2 separate regions of the Homo sapiens genome follow, and region 2 is linked to region 1. Evidence: chromatin loops called from intact Hi-C (ENCODE). Cell type or tissue: dorsolateral prefrontal cortex. All regions are shown on one strand. Each heading gives the region's core, and the rest is flanking DNA. Links, peaks and the distances in the headings are about the cores only.

Region 1 (5,775 bases), core at 570-5,569:
GCTAGCTGTAGAAACAGACTTCCCTACCCAGAGAAGGAAACTAATTAAAAGGACGGTAGAGGTAGAGAGAGTTATTCAAAGATTAAATAAGATGCTGGAGGGCCAGGCTTGGGGTTGGAGGAAACAATGCCAAGAGAGTTCTGAAAAGCTGGATTGGGAACCCCAGCAGGTGGGCATGCTGCCATCATGCAGGCTGCCTTCCAGCCAGACCATTAGCCTTGGCTTTCTTGTTAAGACTGAATCTAGGGAGAAGGCTTTCAGTGGGCTGAGCCTGCCTCTGGGGCAGGAAGAGAAGCCATGACCTCTTGGACTTCCAAAGTGGGCAGTGGTCACCCAAAAATCTTTCCAACCAAGACCTCACAAAGAGTCATGAGGTGTTTTTCTAAGAAGTAAGCCAGGTTCTCTAGGAAAAAGGAATAAATGATCAACAGTCCCAAATAACAAATATTCACTCTATCCATATGATTCTATTGGCAGAAGAGTTCTATTGTACATTCATTTGGAAGGCATCAGGCTAAGGGCCCTTCCCACATGACAACTAGAGAAGTTCATCCCATCCAGCTGTTCAGTCTCCAGCCAGGAGAGGAGGGGGCAGGAACTCTCTGGCTTCTTGACCACAGAACTGCCCCACATGCCACTGTAAGCCCCAGTTCTCCTGACAGCTGGTGGGGAGACAGCAGGAAGACCACTGCCTTGGCTTGGGTTACCCCAAGAAAGCAGAGCTACAGAACAAAGGCTTGCATGCAGGTAGTTTATGTTGTCCTCACAGACTGGAGACAGGGCAGGAAAGAAAGCAATGCAGAATATGTTATTGAGCCGATCATCACTGTGGACCATGGGGCTCAGGGCTGCCAGGACCCTCTGAGAAGCCACGTAGAAGAGTCCTAAGAATTGTCTAGCTGAAGAACAGAGAGGGAAGTAATTGTATACTGGCTCCTGCCCTCCATGGGTCAAAGATTGCCCATGATGTGTTGGGTTTGGTGTGTTGGGTTTGGGCAGGCAGCAGAATAGCAGAGTGCGTTCCTGCATGAAATGGCAGCCGGGAATCCCCAGTGTGAAAAGTGAGAGATGTGGGCACACGTGATGGCTGCAGCATCGGCTGGAGGCAAAGCGTGGGTGGGGAGGGTGGAAGGCAGGGCACCAGGGGCGTTCAATGCAGCAACCCCTTGGCTACTTTCCTCTGCCTCATCCCTCTTTGAGGGACACAGGCACATGATGTGCCTGATATTCAGGTCGCAGGAGGCTTCTGCATGGTTTGCTTGTTGGCTGGTGGGCATTCCAGCCAGTGAGGAAGGGGTCACCTTTGACTCCACACAGCATGGCATCTCTCAGAGTTTGGGGACCGACATTTCATAAGGGACCTCACCCTGCTTCCCAGCATCTCTCCCTTCGAGTCTGTATATTCATCCAAAGGCAGTCTGTATTCCAAGAGGGAAATCTGCCTCCTGCTCACCCTACAAGCTGGCTCTGCCCCAAGGGTGAGGTTCAGTGTGCGGCAGCCAAGGGCCTGCAGTCAATGGGGACAGAAAGGGAGCCTGTGCCATGCTCGGGCCAGGGCAATGGAGGCTTGAGCAGGCAAGGTCCCGGCTTTTGCGCAGGCTGCCTGTAGAAAGGGGGAGAAAGCATGCCTGCAAAGCTGGCTGGGCCTTGGCCAACCTGTCCAAACCTCTCAGGAGGTTTGTTGCTTGAACTGCAGTATCTGAGGCCTGCAAATGGGCCTCACCAGAGGCTTGAGATATTTTTATGAGTTTTTATTTCTAACATCCATTCGCCTCTGGCTCCCTTGCCAGTTGACACGGGTCAGACTCTCTTGTGACATGACTCTTCACGGCACCAAAGGCCCAAGCCTTGCACTGTAACCCCTTGGTGGAAGAGATTGCTATGGTTATGATTTTATTTTCAGTAAGTGTTCATGAATAATCTATTCCACTTACCAACACTTATCAGATCCCAGGCACTGTGCTAAGGACTTAACATACCTTCTCTCATTTTTCCCTACATAATTCCCTACTCATCCTTTGGATCTTAATTGTCCCTTCCTTGGGGAACATCTTCCTTGACTTGGTCACCCCTGCTCCCCCCATGCCCTTATTATGTGCTCTGATTGCACCACAAACCTTCTGCTTGAAGTACCTATCTATCTCTGTTGACATTTTACTTTTATTCGTGTCATTTTTTTAATTCACGTCTGTCTCCCATGCTGGAAGAAAAGTTGGTGGCCCATGCTCACCACCACATCCCACACCTAACACAGGGCCTGCCTGGCACATGGGAGACACTCACTAAAATGCATATGCAAAGAAACAATGATGGACTATCTTTCTCAGAACCCTACAGAGTATATTTTACACTAAGACTCGGAGAGGTTAAACAGCCGGCCCAGGGTCACATAGCTGGTAAAGGTAGAGGTAAGATTTAAATGTGTGTTCATCTGGCCTCAAAGCCAGGACTTCACTAGTGTGCTCTGCAGCCTTCTAGCGTTCAAGGGTATTTTCTCTCTTCCCCTGCCTGGTCCCACCTGTGAAGGGCAGAGGGGTCCTGCCCCAATCTCTGGCCCTCTCGTTTCACCTCCTGCCCCTCTCACTAGGGTCCTGACTTCCGCCCTCTGACCCTTCCAGCTGTGAATCCTGTCCCTTGCAAATGCGTCTGTTGCCATTCAGCAGTCTCTTGGCTGGCAGTGCAGGTCTCCATCTGCTGTAATGGCATGGTGCCTGCTCACAAGATGGCATGCTATTTTTACCCAGCTTAGGTGCCAAGCCGGCCAGATGTTTTTCAGCAGCAAAGGGAGGTTGAGCATTGCTGGGGTGTGGAGGGATGCTTCCAAATGTCAGCTCCTCAGTGGGGCTGGGGCAAGGGATGGCTCTGGGACAGGCAAAAGAAGCGCTCTGCCTGGAAGTGGGCACCTCCAAGAAGTGTCATTCCTGGCATCTGTCTGGGGCTCTGGCAGTGTGCCAGGAACTGGCTGCTGGTTCTGAACTCTTGCCGGGCTGGGATGAGTCTACTGCAGGAAGGAAATGCTCTGGGTCAGCGTTCCCAGTGAGTGCACGTGCTTCTTCCTCCCACTGGGGCCCTGGAGTCGCTGGACCCAGATGGTGACACCTGGAGGGCTTCCATGGCTGAACTGGCTGCTTGGAAAATTCCAAGTTTGGCTGGCGGCTCTGGTCTGGAGGAAATGGAGGAGCTGGCTGGATCAGGCTGAGTCCAGGCATTTGCTGTGATCATTTTTCCCTCAGAGCAGATGGAGCCAGAGGTCTGGCGATCTTAATCCCTGCTCTCTCCTTCCTGTGGGGGGTGACCCTCAGTTGAGAAATACCCCCCCAAATGACAGCTAGATGCAGGGGTGTGCGGCATAGCCCCGCTGGCCCAGCTCCCTGTTTTCCTAACTTCTCCACTCCTGTGTGACCTTGAGCAAGTCACATCCTCTCTGAACCTCAGTTTCCTCATCTGTAAAACATCCAGAGCCCCTCCCTGCCAGATCTGGGAGCCTGTATTGCAGTGAGTTGCAGGGAATCAGTTGTTGCCAAGCTTTGCTGACCTTTCCCCAAAACCAGCCATCCTCAGACCTGCCATGGGAGACGAGCAAACTCTGCTCTTCTGCCCTGATGTGTTCAAGTTCCATATCTAGATGCAAATCCCATTTCCTCCCCCAAGGAAACATTTCAGAAACCTCAGACCCCCTACAAGAGGCTGCCTCCAAGTCCAGGCTTCCGGACAAAAGACCCCCTTCTCCATGAAGGATGGGAGTGCATGTGGAGAGAGAGGAAATGTTTGCAGCTGTGGCAACCCGGCTGAGATAATCAGACTTCAGGGAGGGGTTCTTGAGGCCTAATTGAACACAGCAGTCTGGCAGTGCTGGGTACAGCCCAGGAGACGTCAGCCCTGGATGGGCAAGGAGGCCAGGGCTTCTCAAACTTGAATGTGCATCTGAGCCACCTGTGCATCTCATTCCAAGGCAGATGATTCAGTCGGTGCAGGTGGGGCCTTTGCATCTATGCGGTGGGCAGAATAACAGCCCCTCAAAGATTTCGCTTCCTAATCCCCAGGACCTGTGAATATGTTGGTTTACATGGTTAAGGGACGTTAAGTTTGCAGATGGAATTAAGGTAGCTGAGTGGCTGACTTTGAGATGGGGAGATTATCCTGGATTATGCAGGTGGGCCTGGTGGAATCACTGGGTGCTTATGTGGAGGAGAGGGAGGCAGGAAGAGAGGTCAGCATGAAAAGGACTCAACCTGCTCTTGCTGGCCTTGAAAGTGGAGGAAGGAAGTCACGAGCCAAGGGATGCAGGCAGCCTCTAGGTGCTGGGGAGAGCAAGGAGGTGGATTCTCCCCCCAGAGCCTCTAGGATTGCAGATTTGAGATCCTGCTGACACCTTGATTTTTGCCCAGTGAGACCCATTTCAGACTTCTGAACTACAGAACTTTAAAAGAACACATTCATGTTGTTTGGAGCTACTAAGTTGGTGGTAATTTGTGACAGGAACAATGAGAAACTCCTACAGTCCACATTTCTGCCAAGCTTCCTGGTGGTGCTTCCAGGCCACACTGTGAGTAACAAAGCTTCAGGCTGCCTGAGGGTGGGGCTTCTTCCTAGGCCAGGTGAGGACCTGGAGGTGGGAGAAGGCTGTTCAATGGCTTCCATGAAAGCTGGCTTTTGACACTGTTTTGTCTCTGTCCCTTCGTTCCTCCCCACACGATTGTTGGAGGTCTCTTGGTTGTTTCTTACTATGTTCCAAGTCAGGAGTTCCTGGTTTGTGGGCTGGGAGTGCTGGGGGAGTTACTGTAAAGGCCCCTGTTCTCCTGAAGATGAGCACTGTCTGTTACCCAAACAAATGAGACCTCAAGTAAATTGCATTTCTTTTGTTCAAATGAATGCAGGTGCCACGAATAGGACCCCACTGGTGGGGGGTGGTTTAGAAAAGAGGCTCTGTCCTTTGGCTAAAATCTAAGCTCTATAAGCACCCAGGTGTCCCTGTGTAGTCTGGACCCTCCCTCCTCCTCCCAGCCCACCTGGCTCTTTTCCCCTCATCACACATAAAGCTCCAGTACCAGTGGTTTCTTCCATCCTTGAACATGGGTCCTTTCTGCCTTGACAGACTCAGGGGCCTCCTCTTCATTCTCTGGACTTGGGTTAAGAGCTGCCTTATCAGAGGGGCCTTCTCTGACCACCCTGAGAGAGAATGGCTCACCTGATACTCTTTCTTAGTGTTCTGGGTTAGTGTCCTTTATTACAGTTTGTGGCTGTGTATTTATTTGAGGGCTTTGCCCACCGCCTGTCTATCCCTTTGGATTAAGCTCAGTGAGGGCAGGGCCTGAGCATTTTGTGTCCACCCATGCCCGGCACATTCAGCATGTGTCATGTGCTTAATACAAATTTGTTGACCAGGGAATGAATGAATGAATGAATGTACATCTAAGCCCTCATGCGGAGAATTCCAGAGTTTGTCTTCTTTCCTTGATGCTCTGAGCCTCCCTTCTGGACCGCTTCTGAGCAGTCTCCTAGACTGCTTATCCCTCTCAGAAAATAGGAGCCCTGTCGTTGACAAAATCGGTCCCTGCTTTCCTTAACATTTCCCCCTACCTTTTTTGTCTCTCCTTCCCATCTCCATTGTTTATCTCTGCCACAAGGAGCATGGTCTTTGCTGCTCTCTTCTCAGTTTGATTGGTTGCCTCCTAAAAGGAAAAAAAAAAAGTTGCATTCTTGGTGCCTGGACATCCTTTCTCCCATTTTAATCGCGAGTCAGTAGGGCTTTTGTATGGGATGAAGCTGAATACT
Region 2 (5,775 bases), core at 230-5,229, 180 kb after region 1:
TCTCATGAGATCTGATGGTTTTTAAAACGGAGAGTTTCCCTCCACAAGCTCTCTTTACCTGCTGCCATCCACATAAGATGTGACTTGCTCTTCCTTGCCTTCTGCGATGATTGTAAGGCCTCCCCAGCCACGTGGAACTGTGGGTCCAATTAAACCTCTTTCTTTTGTAAATTGCCCAGTCTCAGGTATATCTTTATGAGCAACATGAAAACTGACTAATACACCCCTTTAGACAGATGAACCACTTTATGCACCATTGCATCCAGTGGTAGATTGTGCAGAAATATTCCAGGACCAGGCTGGCCAGAGGATGGCCTTCTCAAATAGCAGCCAGCATATGTGATCAGAGGGATTTTGACACACAGAAAGACATCCAGGGATGCATGCACACAGAGAAAATGTGTGCACACAGAGAGGACACAGTGAGAATGTGGCCATCTGCAAGCCAAGGAGAGAAGCCCCAAGAAATCATATTTGCCGACACCTTGATTTTGGACTTCCAGCTTCCAGACTATGAGAAAATAAATTTCTGTTGTTTAAGTCACCCAGTCTGTAGTATTATTTTACGGAAGCCCTAGCAAGCTAATATAGCTGTCAATGTAAACTCTCAAAAGTAAATCAGATCATGTCACTCCTGTTTAAAAATCCTTGAAGGGCTTCTCACCGCACTTAGAATAAAATCTGCACTCCTTAATGTGGGCTATGTCAGCCAGTCACTGCTTATCTTTTCAACTCATCTACCACTAAGCTTCTCCAGCCCACAGTGCTGCAGTCACAGTGGCCTTTCAACAAACTGTCCTGCAGTCATGCCACGTTCTTTTCTTCCTCATGGCCTTGGCATTTGTTGTTCTTTCTGCCTAGAAGCCCTACCTAGTGCTTTTTACCTAGTTGGTACTAAAATCATTCTTCAAGATACATTAATAGTTTCAAAATCATCTCCTCAGAGAGATCCTCCAGACCACCTGTGGAGTCTGTTCCCCTCTCCATGCATCTAGGCTGGCCTCAGTGACTCATTTGAACAGTCACATGCAGCAAAAGTAAACTATGGAGACGTTCAAGTCTAGATTATATCAAGATTTGCAGCTTCCACCTTGCCTCTTGGAATACTAACTCTGAGAACCCAACAATCACACTGTAAAGAAGCTCAAGCAGCCACATGGGAAGTACTAAAACCCATGGGTGTCAGGCAGTCGAGGCTGAGTCTCAGCTCACAACCAGCACCAACTTGCCAGCCTCGTGAATGAGCCAGCCCTAGCTGAGCCTCCCCAGCTGACACTCCATGGAGCAGAGATGTTTGTTTTGACCATTAAGTTTTGAAGTGATCTGTTACACAGTAATAGATCATAAGAACACCACTTTATGTAACATACCACCCTGACTGATTAACATCTACTGCACCATTGTTTTATTCCCTTCATAGCACCTGCCACAATCTGAAATTGCCACATTTATTTAACTTCTTTATTTCCTATTTCCCACCACCACTAGAATATAAACTCTACGAAGGCAGGCAACCTGGCTTTGTTATTCATCACTAAATCCATAATAGAGTAGATGCTCAATAAAGACTGACTGAATGAATAAATGAAGGAGTGAAAAAGTGAATTAATGAACTCACTTCAAGCCCTTGATTCAGAATGATAAGGGAAGGGGCCTCTTCTGCCTAGTTAAATCAATACAGTTGACAAAATATTGAATCAATGATGTCCTCAGCCTCCTTGGTTTGCACTGGGCTCTTCATTCTTCTGCAGTGAACACTCTTTCCCCTATAGTCACATTCACTTGGCTTGGAATTTGAGATCCATCCAGTGAGGAACAGTTCACTCGAATAAAAGAATCTTGTTTCTGAAGAGCTGTGAATGAACAAAGGCCTGGAGCTCTGTGGCACTGTGGAAAACCAATGAACCTGCTGCCTCATTCTCTTTTAAAGGGAAGTGCCATGTTTGCATTTTCATCAGAACTTCAATTTTACCCTCTGTATCTCTTACCTTTTCTTTCCCTCTTTTCTCCCTCTCTCTTTTCCTTTGAATGCATAGAATACTAAAAAGATTAAAAGGCCTTGGAGTGTATGGAATGTACCTACAGGGTGATATTAATATCAACATCCTAGAAAGAAAACGGACCCAAATGCAGACCCATCTAAGTTGATTTTGGCAAAATGAGGTGCCAACCTTTGAAACTATCAAATCCTCCCCTCCTGTAGAATTTCTCCACCACTGACAGGACACATATTTCTCCTATCCTTGCCCTGCAATATCCCTTCTAAAACTAGATAGATAGATAGATAGATTATAGATAGATAGAGAGATAGATAGATAGATTATAGATAGATAGATAGATTATAGATAGATAGATAGATAGATAGATAGATAGATAGATAGATAGATAGATATGGTTTGGCTTTGTCCCCACCCAAATCTCATCTTGAATTCTCACGTGTTGTGGGAGGGACTTGGTGGGAGGGAATTGAATCGTGGGGGCAAGTCTTCCCCATGCTGTTCTCATGATAGTGAAAAGTCTCACAAGATCTGATGGTTTTAAAAAGAGGCGTTCCCCTACACAAGCTCTCTCATTTTTTGCCAGCTGCCATCCACATAAGTTGTGACTTGTTCCTCCTTGCCTTCCACCATGATTGTGAGGCTTCCCCAGCCACATGGAACTGTAATTCCAATTAAATCTCTTTCTCTTGTAAGTTGCTCAGCCTTGGGTATGTCTTTATCAGCAGCATGAAAACATACTAATACAGTAAATTGGTACCAGTAGAGTGGGACACTGCTGAAAAGATACCTGAAAATGTGGAAGCGACTTTGGAACTGGGTAACAGGCAGAGGTTGGAACAGTTTGGAGGGCTCAGTAGAAGATAGGAAAATGTGGGAAAGTTTGGAACTTGCTAGAGACTTGTTGAATGGCTTTGACCAGAATGCTGATATGATATGGCCAATGAAATCCAGGCTGAGGTGGTCTCAGATGGAGATGAGGAATTTGTTGGGAACTGGAGCAAAGGTGACTCTTATTATGTTTTAGCAAAGAGACTGGCAGCATTTTGTCCCTGCCTTAGAGATTTGTGAAACTTTGAGCTTGAAAGAGATGATTTAGGGTATCTGGCAAAAGAAATTTCTAAGCAGAAAAGCATTCAAGAGGTGACTTGGGTGCTGTTAAAGGCATTCAGTTTTATAAGGGAAGCAGAGCATAAAAGTTCAAAAAATTTGCAGCCTGACAATGGGATAAAAAAGAAAATCCCATTTTCTGAGAAGAAATTCAAGCTGGCTGCCGAAATTTGCATAAGTAACAAGAAGCCGAATGTTAATCACCAAGCAGTGGGGAAAATGTCTCCAGGGCATGTCAGAGGTCTTCACAGCAGCCCCTCCCATCACAGGCCCTGAGGCCTAGGAGGAACAAGTGGTTTCATGGGCATGCTGTGTGCAGCCTAAGGACTTGGTACCCTGAATCCCAGCCATTCCAGCTGTGGCCGAAAGGGGCCAACGTAGAGCTCAGGCCATGGCTTCAGAGGGTCCAAGCCCCAAGCCTTGGCAGCTTCCACATGGTGTTGAGGCTGTGAGTACACAGCAGTCAAGAGTTGAGATTTGGGAATCTCTGCTTAGATTTCAGAAGATGTATGGAAATGCCTGGATGCCCAGGCAGAAGTTTGTTTCAGGGGTGGGGTCCTCATGGAGAACCTCTGCTAGGGCAGTGTGGAAGGGAAATGTGGGTTCAGAGCCCCCACACAGAGTCCCCACTGGGGCACTGCCTAGTGGAGTTATGAGAAGAGGACCACTGTCCTCCAGACCCCAGAATGGTAGATCCACTGACAGCTTGCACCGTGTGCCTGGAAAAGCCACAGAAATTCAACACCAGCCCATGAAGGCAGCTGGGAGGGAGGCTGTACCCTGCAAAGCCACAGGAGTGGAGCTGCCCAAGACCATGGGAACCCACCTCTTGCATCAGCATGACTTGGATGTGAGACATGGAGTCAAAGGAGATCATTTTGAAGCTTTAATATTTGACTGCCCTGCTGGATTCTGGACTTGCATGGGACCTGTAGCCCCTTTGTTTTGGCCAATTTCTCCCATTTGGAATGGCTGTATTTACCCAATGCCTGTACCCCCATTGTATCTAGGAAGTAACAAATTTGCTTGTGATTTACAGGCTCATCGGTGGAAGGGACTTGTCTTGTCTCAGATGACACTTTGGACTGTGGACTTTTGAGTTAATGCTGAAATGAGTTAAGACTTTGAGGGACTGTTGGGAAGGCATGATTGGTTTTGAAATGTGAGGACATGAGATTTGGGAGGGGTCAGGGGCAGAATGATATGGTTTGGCTGTGCCCCCACCCAAATCTCATCTTGAATTCCCATGTGTTATGGGAGGGACCTGGTGGGAGGGAATTGAATCATGGAGTCAAGTCTTTCCTGTGCTGTTATTGTGATAGTGAATAAGTCTCACAAGATCTGATGGTTTTAAAAAGAGGCATTCCCCTGCACAAGCTCTCTCATTTTTTGCCAGCCACCATCCACGTAAGATGTGACTTGCTCCTCCTTGCTTCCATCATGATTGTGAGGCTTCCGCAGCCATGTGGAACTTTAATTCCAATTAAAACTCTTTCTTTTATAGGTTGCTTAGCCTTGGGTATGTCTTTATCAGCAGCGTGATGATATACATACATACATATATATATATATATAGAGAGAGAGAGAGAGAGAGATAGATAGATAGAGTACATAAATAGATACATAGATAGGTGTAGACAGATAATAGAAATTTCTTCCACTCTCTTTCCCCCAGGATAGATTCCTTTCCCCAAAAGTCATTTCTGCACCCAAAACAGAGACACCAAGAAACTGCTTGATGTTGGTGGTTTTGAGTTGGATTGTGTGTCTGCCCAGCCAGTCTTGACTGGTCAAGTTGGAACACATGGGACAGGAGAGGGATAGGATCCCAACATTCACATAGAGCCTGACTTCACTGCTATGCCTACCAGCCAGCCAACAGAAACCAAGAGAGAGGGATTTGGAGCCATGCCTTTCCAGGGATCTATCCAAAGGCATTTGTAGGTCAGGGTCTGGAACAAGTTGCCATCTAGGCCAACCACCTGTGACTCAGCTCATTCCAACATTTTAATACGAGTAATACCTGGTTAAAAATGAACACCAGAAATGACTGAAAGGAATTCAAGAGCCAGGTGTCAAAGGGCAAGAATTAGCTTATTCCCTCTTGACATGGTTATGGCAAGAGGTTTATTAACCTAGTCTGCCATGGCAGACATTGTCAGGACCCTCCTGTACCCCGCATTCTTACCACTTTTATGCATACTGGCCTGACTTCCAACTGCTGGCATCTCTGTTTTTTTGCCTGGGAGTTTCTCTTCCTGACGGAACCCCCCCGAGAGCAGCCCTCAACCAATTACTAATGGGATTGGGTATATAAATACCCTAGCCCCCTCACCCTTGGAGCAGGATACCTCAGAGGCACATTTCTACACTGAATCCTAGAGTTTCCTCAGTGGGACTAAGCTCTAGTCACCCACAGGAGTAGCTAGCTTGAAAACATACCCTTTATTAACTTTTATCCCTTCCTTCTCTTCACCTTGACCTGCCTCCTAATGTCCCCTTCCTTCCCAAATCTCAAACTGTCTCCACTCTAATCCTTGTCTTACAGATGATTTCTGGAGGAACCCAAACTAACACAGCTAGGTATTCATTCACAAGCATCCCTCCAATTCGTCCTATATAGCAAAGGCTGTGGCCCATACCTTAGGGGCTTTAAAACCTAGCTGGC

The links. A loop is a pair of places that touch in the nucleus more often than their neighbours do. Peaks named below come from ENCODE experiments on the same cell type or tissue, not always from the same donor. Only the 100,000 strongest peaks of a DNase experiment are listed, where the experiment ranks them.
Region 2: it touches region 1 in a loop (2.2-fold over the local background); 1 of 110 quality-filtered maps calls a loop at or near these places.

The regions. Positions count from the first base shown.
Region 1 is chr3:72,242,629-72,248,403 of GRCh38, reverse strand. No RefSeq gene overlaps it. Among named protein-coding and RNA genes, the nearest start is that of LINC00870, 94 kb to the right of the region's middle. In dorsolateral prefrontal cortex, for the core only: no CTCF peak of the experiment used is centred there; DNase peaks (open chromatin) are centred at 1,513 and 2,703; H3K27ac peaks cover 5,000 bases.
Region 2 is chr3:72,061,486-72,067,260 of GRCh38, reverse strand. The region is part of intron 2 of LINC00877 (long intergenic non-protein coding RNA 877); the gene reads left to right. Among named protein-coding and RNA genes, the nearest start is that of LINC00877, 36 kb to the left of the region's middle. In dorsolateral prefrontal cortex, for the core only: no CTCF peak of the experiment used is centred there; no DNase peak of the experiment used is centred there; H3K27ac peaks cover 442 bases.